Linked DNA regions of Mus musculus: region 1 is linked to region 2. The links are chromatin loops, found by intact Hi-C in ENCODE. Cell type or tissue: heart. All regions are shown on one strand. Links, peaks and the distances in the headings refer to the core of each region. The heading gives the core; the rest is flanking DNA.

Region 1 (4,385 bases), core at 314-4,313, 150 kb before region 2:
TAGTCAGCAGACAGGCAGACAGGCAGGCAGGCATACATACATACATACATACATACACACACACATACATATTTATTTTATGTGTATGAATATATTGCCTGCATGTATGTCTATGTCCATGCCTGGTGCCAATGAATGCCAGAAGAGGGCATCAGATCCCATAGAACTGGAGTTACAGATAGTTGTAAGTCACCTTGCAGGTTCTGGGACTAGAACCTAGGTCTTCTGAAGAGCAACAAGTGCTCTTAATTGCTAAGCCAGCTCTCTAGCCCCATAAATAAAGCACTAGGAAGAAAGACCACAGGAGCAAGTGAAGACGGGGTGCAGCAGAGGAGGAGGTCTTTCCTGTGGCTAGATGTCTGTGAGACTTCAATCTGTGCCTGGTTGTGGCCTGTATACCCTCGGAGATGCTTCCTAAATGGACACTTCCTTCCTCCCCTGAAGAGCAGATGCATAGCTGGGTCCCTCTGCCCTGCTTATCTATAAAACCACCCTTCTGGATTCACTAGTCAATAACTGGGCATGGAGTGCCAACCTTGGGCCAGGCCCTGAACTTGGCCTGAGGCATGAACACATGACAGGGACACAGCAGTTTACCTTTGGTCCTGTACCCATCTTCTTAGGCTGCCCTTCCCCAAAATTACTTCTTATTCTGCAAACTGTAAGCCCTTGACTAAAATGGCTTCTTGCAAGTGCCCTCCTTCAGAAAGCCAGCTTTCTGGACTTTCCCTCCCACCACACTGGTGGTCATGGGATGGGATGAAAATTAAGTAGCCAAAGAAAGGCCATTCCACCGCACCTTCCACAGCTCTCTGCCCATTCAATTAGTCATTCAAAAATTATTTATTGTTGCCTAGGTAACCAGCTCTGTTTTTGATGCTCAATAGTGAATACAAAGTCCCTGGTCTTTACAGAGCTTACAGTGCAGGGGAAAAAAAATTAAAATCAATTAGGAAAAAAACCGCAGTGGGACAAGAGCGGAGGGCATGAAAGGATACGGGTGCTGGCTTCTGAAGTCCATCAGCCAAGGCAGGAGGGGTGGCTTCTGCTAGCTTCCCCATAACTTTAAAAAAGTCACAAAAGTGCCTAAATCACCTGGCAACAAGTAAAATACTGTCCACTAAGTGAGAACTAAGAGGCAAACCAAATGCCACAGGAGAGAGTACAAGGGCCCGAGTGTCATCCAGTCTTCTGCACACAGCCCAACCTGCCCTGCTAAATACAGAGACAAAGTTCCTGGGGAAATCATGAGCAAAGTAAACACCATCAGTTCCCGAGCAAGGCAGGCACACCAAGAGCCAGGCACACGCTGGCCTGTGATAAGCCCCCGCTGTACACTGCACACACACACTCCCCCAGCAATGATAAAGCTGGACAGAAAGCTCAGAGGACTACTATAGCCAAAGGACTCCCAGGGACATGTGAGTGTGTGTGTGTGTGTGTGTGTGTGTGTGTGTGAGTCTGTACCTGAGGCATCCCTTAGGGGCCCTGCAGGGTCACAGTGCACCTCCACAGTCTAAAAGGAAGAGAAGGGCTGATGATGAGACCGTATGCTGCGCCTTGAGGGCCAGCACAGCACAGAGATGGGATGAGCGCTGGTCTCGAGTAGGAGGTGACTGGGCCTTGTAATGAGTGACCGGTACTCACAGGCAGCTCACTTAGCGTGGACCAGGCTTAGAGCCCCATCACCCCATCACTGTGGCTCTTGTCTCTTGTCAGGGGGAAGGCATGTGGTTGTGTGCTGTCTTCTCTGGACTCTGTAAAATCCACTGCCCTGTGTAGGAAGAGCTCAGAGGGATGGCACCGACCTGTATCACAGGAGACTGATTTCCCAAAGCCAGCCCTAACTCGGCACTCTGCCCTATCCAGCACGCCTGGTCAGTCTCTCTCTGCCACTGGACTCACATGTGTCCACAGCCCTTTCTTCTCAGAAGTGGGGTACGTCTTGTGACTACTTTGGCAATCCTACAGCAAGCCTGACCTTGAGTGACTTCTGAGGATAGATGAGACTGGCAGCTTCTCTCCACAGGAAAAGCAGCTCAGACCTTCTAAGACAGATAGGCCCCTAAGCCCTGGCAGTACGTCTGGCTTCCGCTGACGACACCAATACATGCCCCTGAGTCAGAATGGCCTGGCCAGGGTGTCCCCAAGCCGGGCCAGGGTGTCCCTAAGCCGATGACCACAGAAGCCACTCTGGAGGAACTTTGGAGACACTAGGGAATCTTGGGTAACCTTGTTGGATGGCAGTAGCACACAGTTTCTTGCAATGACCACTGGGGGGCAGTCTCACTAGATGAGCCTTGGGCAGAAGAGACCATCAAGGGACCTTCTCGGGCATGCTCAGAAGGCTGCAGAGTCAGTAGTTAATGGGCAGAACAGACAGGAGGGGAGTTGAAAAGCTCAGAGTGCATGCAGTCTGGGCATCCTTTGAAACATGGTGTATCTAACTCCAGGGAGAACCAGGAGCCCACACTACTAGGACTTCCAGGCGGAAGTGGGGCCTGGTTCTCCTGACTGGTTGGGCAGATCTGGACTCTGGTGGCATCTGCATATAAACAGAGCCCGCAGAGCTAGTTTACATTCCAGAGGGGTTTAGTGAATACTCACTTCAGACTGCACAGGGTGAGCTGCTGGCGCCTGGAGGCTGGGCTGACTCACCACAGACTTGTGGTGTCCCACTTGACCAGGACTGGCCTCCAGGATGGTCTTGTGACCCAACAAGCATTGTTTAGCAGAATCTGTTTTTTGCCTTGGAACACAGAACAGTTTGTGCTGGGGGCTATTTGGGAGAGAATGAAGGGCAAACCCAGCCTCCATGTCAGGTCACTCAGGAAAAACGCGCATTTTGGTTGAATAAAATGAAAAGTGATTTTTCTACTGAATAACTGTCCCTGGGAGGCACACTGATGACAGTGGCCCAGACACAGTGAATCCTCAGGGTGGCATTTGTTTCCATGGAAAATCTACTGAGGAAACAAAACAACATCTACTTGGGCAGAAGGTCCCTGAAACTTGTCATGGATGGGTCAGTGACATCTTTTGAAACAGACTAAATCAACATCATGTGACACACCAGGAACCATTTAGCACTGTCTTGGATCATGCAGATGTCTCTAGAAGATGGTAATCTCTCAGGAAGAAAGGAGCTCAGGTCCCTGAATGGCCTGCCACCTCATGTGCAAGAAATAATTCCCTGCTTTACCTTGGCTCTAGAAAGAACGAACCCTTTAAAGCAAGCAGCATGATGCAGAAGCAATGCCATTTTGACAGTGCCTCCTTCTCACACTGCAGAACTCTTAGCGAGGCATAAGGACATGGCTTCTCTGCCAGGACACGCTCTGGGCAGTCCAGGGCCCATTCTTCCTGGTTCCTGTCTAACTTGACACAGGCTTTCCATGTGGGCTGCCAACGGTCTCTAGGAAGCAGGGGTGTCACTTCAGGTGCCAAGTCACTCTGCATCAACTAAGGAGGATAGACTTGAAAGCCAACATCTGCTGCACACAACCCCCTTACTGTGTGCCATCGGGCAATGGTTCCCTAACGCTGCAGTGAGATGAGGGACAGAAGGACAAGGACAGACTAAGTCCACAGGTGCTGTCAAGAGGTCCTCCCGGAGCACCTTGCAGCCTGCTCTCTGATGCCTTCTCATCCAATGTCCCACAGAGGTTGCAGCTGAGAACAGCCAACTACTTGAACCATCTCCCTATTTCCTGATGTCTCCAAACCCACCTGAGGTTATCAAAACCACACCAATGTGACAGGCTTAGAAGAGTCCCATGATGCCTAGACATGTGACCCAACAGTGGGAATTTCCATGTGCTTCTCCCAGAGGAAACTTAGCAACCTGCACGCAGCTCCTGTCTAGCTCTCTAGCCACCATAGATGGATGGACTGACTTTCCCTGACACAGCCCGTGGGAACCAAAGCCTCCGAGCGAGTCACCCTCAGCTGTGCGTCTGTCTGCAGCGTCAGCTCCCACCTGCAAAACTCAGGGTCATTTCTCCGTGGAGCCTGGAATTCACTCTGTGAGGCTGGTGGAAAGGCAGAGTTCTCTGAAAGGAACAGGTTTCCGGCATCTCCAGGAGGCAGAAACACTCCATGAGTTCCAAGACAGCCTGGTCTACAGAGTGAGTTCCAGGACACAGAGAAACTTTGTCTTAAAATTCAAAACAAAACAAAACAAAAAAGGCCAACTCAATGAGCAAACCAATTCCAAAAGAAAAGGGAAGTAAGTAGCGTTGCCTCTGCTGCTGAGCACTGAGCACTGAGGAGTACTGAGCACTGAGGAGCACTGAGCACTCAGGCTCATGTCCTGGGGAAAGGGTGCCGGCTTCACAGGTGAGTGAAGGCAGTCAGGAAACTCAGGCCTCTTGGCCTGGAGCCAG
Region 2 (4,385 bases), core at 323-4,322:
AGTGTCAGCTACAGGGAATGAAACGGCCCACAAGAGGACATGGCTCTTCTCTGGTGCTGGAAGTGTCTTGGGACAAGCTCTGCAGAGCCTGGGTGTTGATTGGACAGATGACTGACTGACTCCGGTCCTGCCCTGGCTCTCTGGCACTCTGTGTGACCTTCAGGGTGGAAGCTATGAGAAGCTGGGTGAGGCTCTGAGGGCCCAGGAAGGGAGAGTCTAACCACTGTGTAGACAGACACGAGCCACTGAGTTGCTGGTTGAGAACATAAACAAGTGAAATGAACAGAAGATGCGGTGGTAGGCAGGTGGAGGGCACCATGGTCTCTGGGTAGGGTGTGAGCGGTAGAGGAGGGGCTTTCCTAATGGCAAATTTTGCCTTCCTTCCCACATTGCCCAGCTTTACTCATGGTCCTGGAAAGTGAGGGTGGTGGTGGGTGCTGGATGCTGGTTACTGAATGGGTGCTGGGTGCTGAGTGCTGGATGTTGGATACTGGGTGCTGGATGCTGAGTGTTGGATACTGGGTGCTGGATGCTGAGTGTTGGATACTAGGTGCTGAATGCTGGGAGTTGGATGTTGGGTATTGGATACTGGGTGCTAGATGCTGGGTCCTGGGTATTGGATGTTGAATGCTGGGTGCTGGGTGTTAGATGCTGGCTGCTGGGTGTTGAATGTTGGGTATTGTATAATGGGTGCTGGATGCTGGGTACTGTCCTAGGAACATGCCAGCTCTGGGAAGGAGCAGTGTTTCTCCTTTACACAGGGAAGTAGGCTGTGAGAGATGAAGTCTTTCTTACAGCCACACAGCTCTTAGGCTGCAGAATCTGAACACTGAGAACTCCAGGGACAGCGGGCTGGTCTACTGGTGTTCTGGCTGCTGTCCTGGGGAGGTCAAGGGTGATCCCAGTGTTCTGCTGCCAGGCCCTGGTCAGGGTGTGGTGGGTTGGGGCATACCACTCTTCTGAAGGGTATGGCTAATCCTAGTTCCCCATGGGCCATCTGAAAAGGAAGACTCGTTTCTCCTTAACTTCTGCCAGCTCTAACAACAGAGACTGCTCTCTGGGCCAGGGACACTGCAAATGTCCCCTTATCCTGTCTCCAGGTAGCTTTGTGGTCAACCTCCAGGCTGATCTTCACTTTAGCCAGTCCCCATGTTGTGGCAGCCTTAAGCCTCACCCTCTCCGAGTTCTGGGTCCAAGTCAGACTCCCAAATCCATCTTGACTGCTGTTGAGACTCAGCTCAAACCTCAAACCTAACTCCTACTGAGACTTTTGCTTCCCTTCCTACCTGGGTCTTACTCACTTCCTGCCTGTCATGAGCAAGAAAGTGTCACAGAGTCAGGTGACACAGCAGGGACTTTCTGATGCCTAGAGAGGCTAGCCCCGCACAGGGAGGGCCCTGGAGTTCTGGTCTTTTTCTATGGGTTCTGGACCGCTTTAGAAGGCCAAGGTCATACATTGGCTCAGGTTAGTTCCTGGGAGTGGGAGGAGGGGGATGCAGGGGCTCTATCGGGAGCAGGAGGCTGATGCTGTTGAGTTGCAGTTAAGGAGTCCAGTCAGTTCCTTTAGGGTGTGCTTGCTCTAAGAATATAGGTTTGCTGTAGATCTTGTTGGTGAGTTTGGATTGTGCAGATCACAGCAGAAACTTATTGGGGTTCCACTCCCTCAGTGCCCCTGGATTCTCACTGTCCCCTCCATAGATACTTTTCAAAATACCTGCTTCCCCACTCCTGGTACCTGGCTTACAGAGGACTAGAGGAATACATCCCTGCTCCTCTGCCCCACAGGCAAGCGCATCCAGGCCCCTCTGGGGACTGAACTAAGACACAGTTCCCAACTGAGCTGGGTATAGTCCCTGGCTGAGTCTATCCGAACCACCCTGGGAAAGCGTGAATCTTATCGCAGCTGGCAGCTTTCACACTGTAAGTCCCCAGGGAATTCTGAGACACTATCAGGTGTGAAAGTGCCATTTATTTTACAGGTGGAGGACAGGTAGAGAGGAACTGAGACTTGAAGATGGAGGGTCACAAAGCACTAGACAGACAGATCCATCCCTTTCTTCAGTGTCCTGTCTCAGAGGGGTCAGGGGGATGGAGCCTTTGGAAGCACTTTCCTTGGTATAGGTCTCTCTGAACTCCCCCGTCCACTATTTCTGAGGTGTGTGTGGGGTGGGGTAGGGGATTGGGTGAAGCCTACAGAAGATAAAGTTGGGGAAGGTGGCAGAAGTCCCCCTCTGAGTGTTTCCTTTAAACACAGACTTCTGTCCTGCAGCGCCATCTAGTGGCTGACTGGGAAATTTAGTGTTTTACTCCTGAAGCAGAGAACTCTGTAAATAGTCTGGGGATAATGATGTGTGCTACACCCTGGTGGAGAATCATAAGAAGAAACATATCTGAGTGGTATAGAGTTGAGTATCGATGTCTTTTTAGGAGGCATGGACAATAGCCAGCCGTCTCTAAGGCTGTAATCAAAGGATTACTTCGGGTTTATAATTTGAGGGATTCGATCCAGAGCCGTCGTGCAAGCTAGGCAGACACTGTACCACTGAGGGGCATTCCCAGTCTGACATTAGTAACTATCCTACTGAGGACCGTTCAGTCTCCCCAGCGCTGGCAGGTGCGATGCTACATATAGCTGCTTCTGACGTTTAGAGAGGTCTGAGGTGTATTTGGAGCTGGCCATAGGGTAGGTGGGATCAGGAGAATTAGGAGTGCAAAATCATCCTTGGGTACAGACTTAATTGAAGGTCAGCCTGGGCTACATGTGCAGATCTGACTTTGACTCTTGGGATCAGAGTCCATGTTTGGAAGGCACCTCTGCTCCTGAGCACCTAACCTCCGAGGCTATACTGCACCTCACCTGCCACCTGTGTTTAGTTCCAGGGCTCCGGAGGTGACGGGCACAATGCTTTGGGTCCTGGTGGGGGCCGTCCTCCCTGTCATGTTGCTGGCTGCCCCGCCACCTATCAACAAGCTGGCCCTGTTTCCGGACAAGAGTGCCTGGTGTGAAGCCAAGAACATCACGCAGATTGTGGGCCACAGCGGCTGTGAGGCCAAGTCTATCCAGAACAGGTGGGCTCTGCAGGGAGGAGGAGGGTGAGGACAGGGACCGAGGGAGCCTTGAAGACTTCCCATCCCTGGAGATCGGGGCTCAGTGACATCTCCTCCCACAGGGCGTGCCTAGGACAATGCTTCAGTTACAGCGTCCCCAACACCTTCCCGCAGTCCACAGAGTCCCTGGTGCACTGTGACTCCTGCATGCCGGCCCAGTCCATGTGGGAGATTGTGAGTACAGCTGCCCAATCCCCGAACTGTAGCAGCAGGACTTGGATACTTACCGTGCGTGCAGGCTGCAGAGTTCTACTGCTGGGGATACGCATGGGGTCCTTGCTCCAGGGCTTTTCAGTCTGACACCAACCTGTAGAAGATTCTAGATACGTCTGAGGCTCCACCCATGTCACAGACATCACAGTTCTTCAGTCTCCACACACTGTTACCAGAATCTATGCCTTTCTCTGCCCCACTCAGCCCTATTGGTTGGGCTCACCAGTTTCCTGGCATTATCTTAGAACCTGCCACCTCTTCAACAGCTTAACACGTACCAAACTCACCTCACATTAGCCCTTTTACCTGCTCTGTTCTTTCCACCCCAGGATCTTTGCATATGATCTTTGCTTTGCTCTGAACTGCCACCCCTCCACCTTCCCCCTTTCTTCAGCTAGTTAACTTCTACTGGTTCGTGGCTCTTGGCTCAAGTATTATTTCCTCAGGGCACTCTTTCAAACCCTCTGACCCAGTCAAGTTGTGCCATAGGCTCTCAAGCCCTGTGTGCCTTTGCTTTGGGCAGTTGTCACATGAACAGTTTTCCCAACATATCAGACACCTGAGCTCCACCTACACCTGTGCCCCACCTGCACCTGTGCCCCACCTGCACCTGTGCCCGCGGTCATGGAGTAGATGCTCTGTAGAAGAAAGGAGGGGGAGGGAGGAAGACAGTTGGAAACAACTCTACAAGGCAAGAGTTGGGGTGCTAAGGGGGTTGCTATAAAGTAAGCCTCACTGTGTCGGGAGCTTGGGATGGAGCTCAGACCCAAAAGTTGCCCAGAAGTTAATTGTGCAGAGTTTGGAATCAGTGGGAGGATGGGTTGAGCCAGAACTTTCTATGAAGAAGGAAGGACATCAGCCAAGTCTCTGGGGGCAGATCAGGCAGTTAGAGTTACTGTTGGTGCACCAGGGTCTGGCATGGTGAGGTCAGCCAGGACCAGCCTGAAGGTCCTGAAGACCTGAGAAGAGCACAGTGTGTGTGTGTGCGTGTGTGTGTGTGTGTGTGTGTGTGTGTGAGAGAGAGAGAGAGAGAGAGAGAGGGAGAGAGAGAGAGAGAGAGAGAG

What was found. Hi-C counts contacts between places; a loop is a spot of excess contacts. Peaks named below come from ENCODE experiments on the same cell type or tissue, not always from the same donor. Only the 100,000 strongest peaks of a DNase experiment are listed, where the experiment ranks them.
Region 1: a loop joins it to region 2, with 3 times the contacts of the local background. A loop is called at or near these places in 7 of 42 quality-filtered maps.

What each region holds. Positions count from the first base shown.
Region 1 is chr4:139,230,901-139,235,285 of GRCm38, reverse strand. The region is part of intron 1 of Capzb (capping protein (actin filament) muscle Z-line, beta); the gene reads right to left. Among named protein-coding and RNA genes, the nearest start is that of Capzb, 40 kb to the right of the region's middle. In heart, for the core only: a CTCF peak has its summit at 2,263 (motif pointing right); DNase peaks (open chromatin) are centred at 2,285, 2,611 and 3,401; H3K27ac peaks cover 2,206 bases.
Region 2 is chr4:139,084,138-139,088,522 of GRCm38, reverse strand. Nbl1 (NBL1, DAN family BMP antagonist) reads left to right here. Exons shown (of 4, transcript NM_008675.2): 2 at 2,875-3,069; 3 at 3,171-3,282. The coding sequence starts at 2,903. Among named protein-coding and RNA genes, the nearest start is that of Nbl1, 6.6 kb to the left of the region's middle. In heart, for the core only: a CTCF peak has its summit at 2,292 (motif pointing left); DNase peaks (open chromatin) are centred at 2,252 and 3,014; H3K27me3 peaks cover 2,401 bases.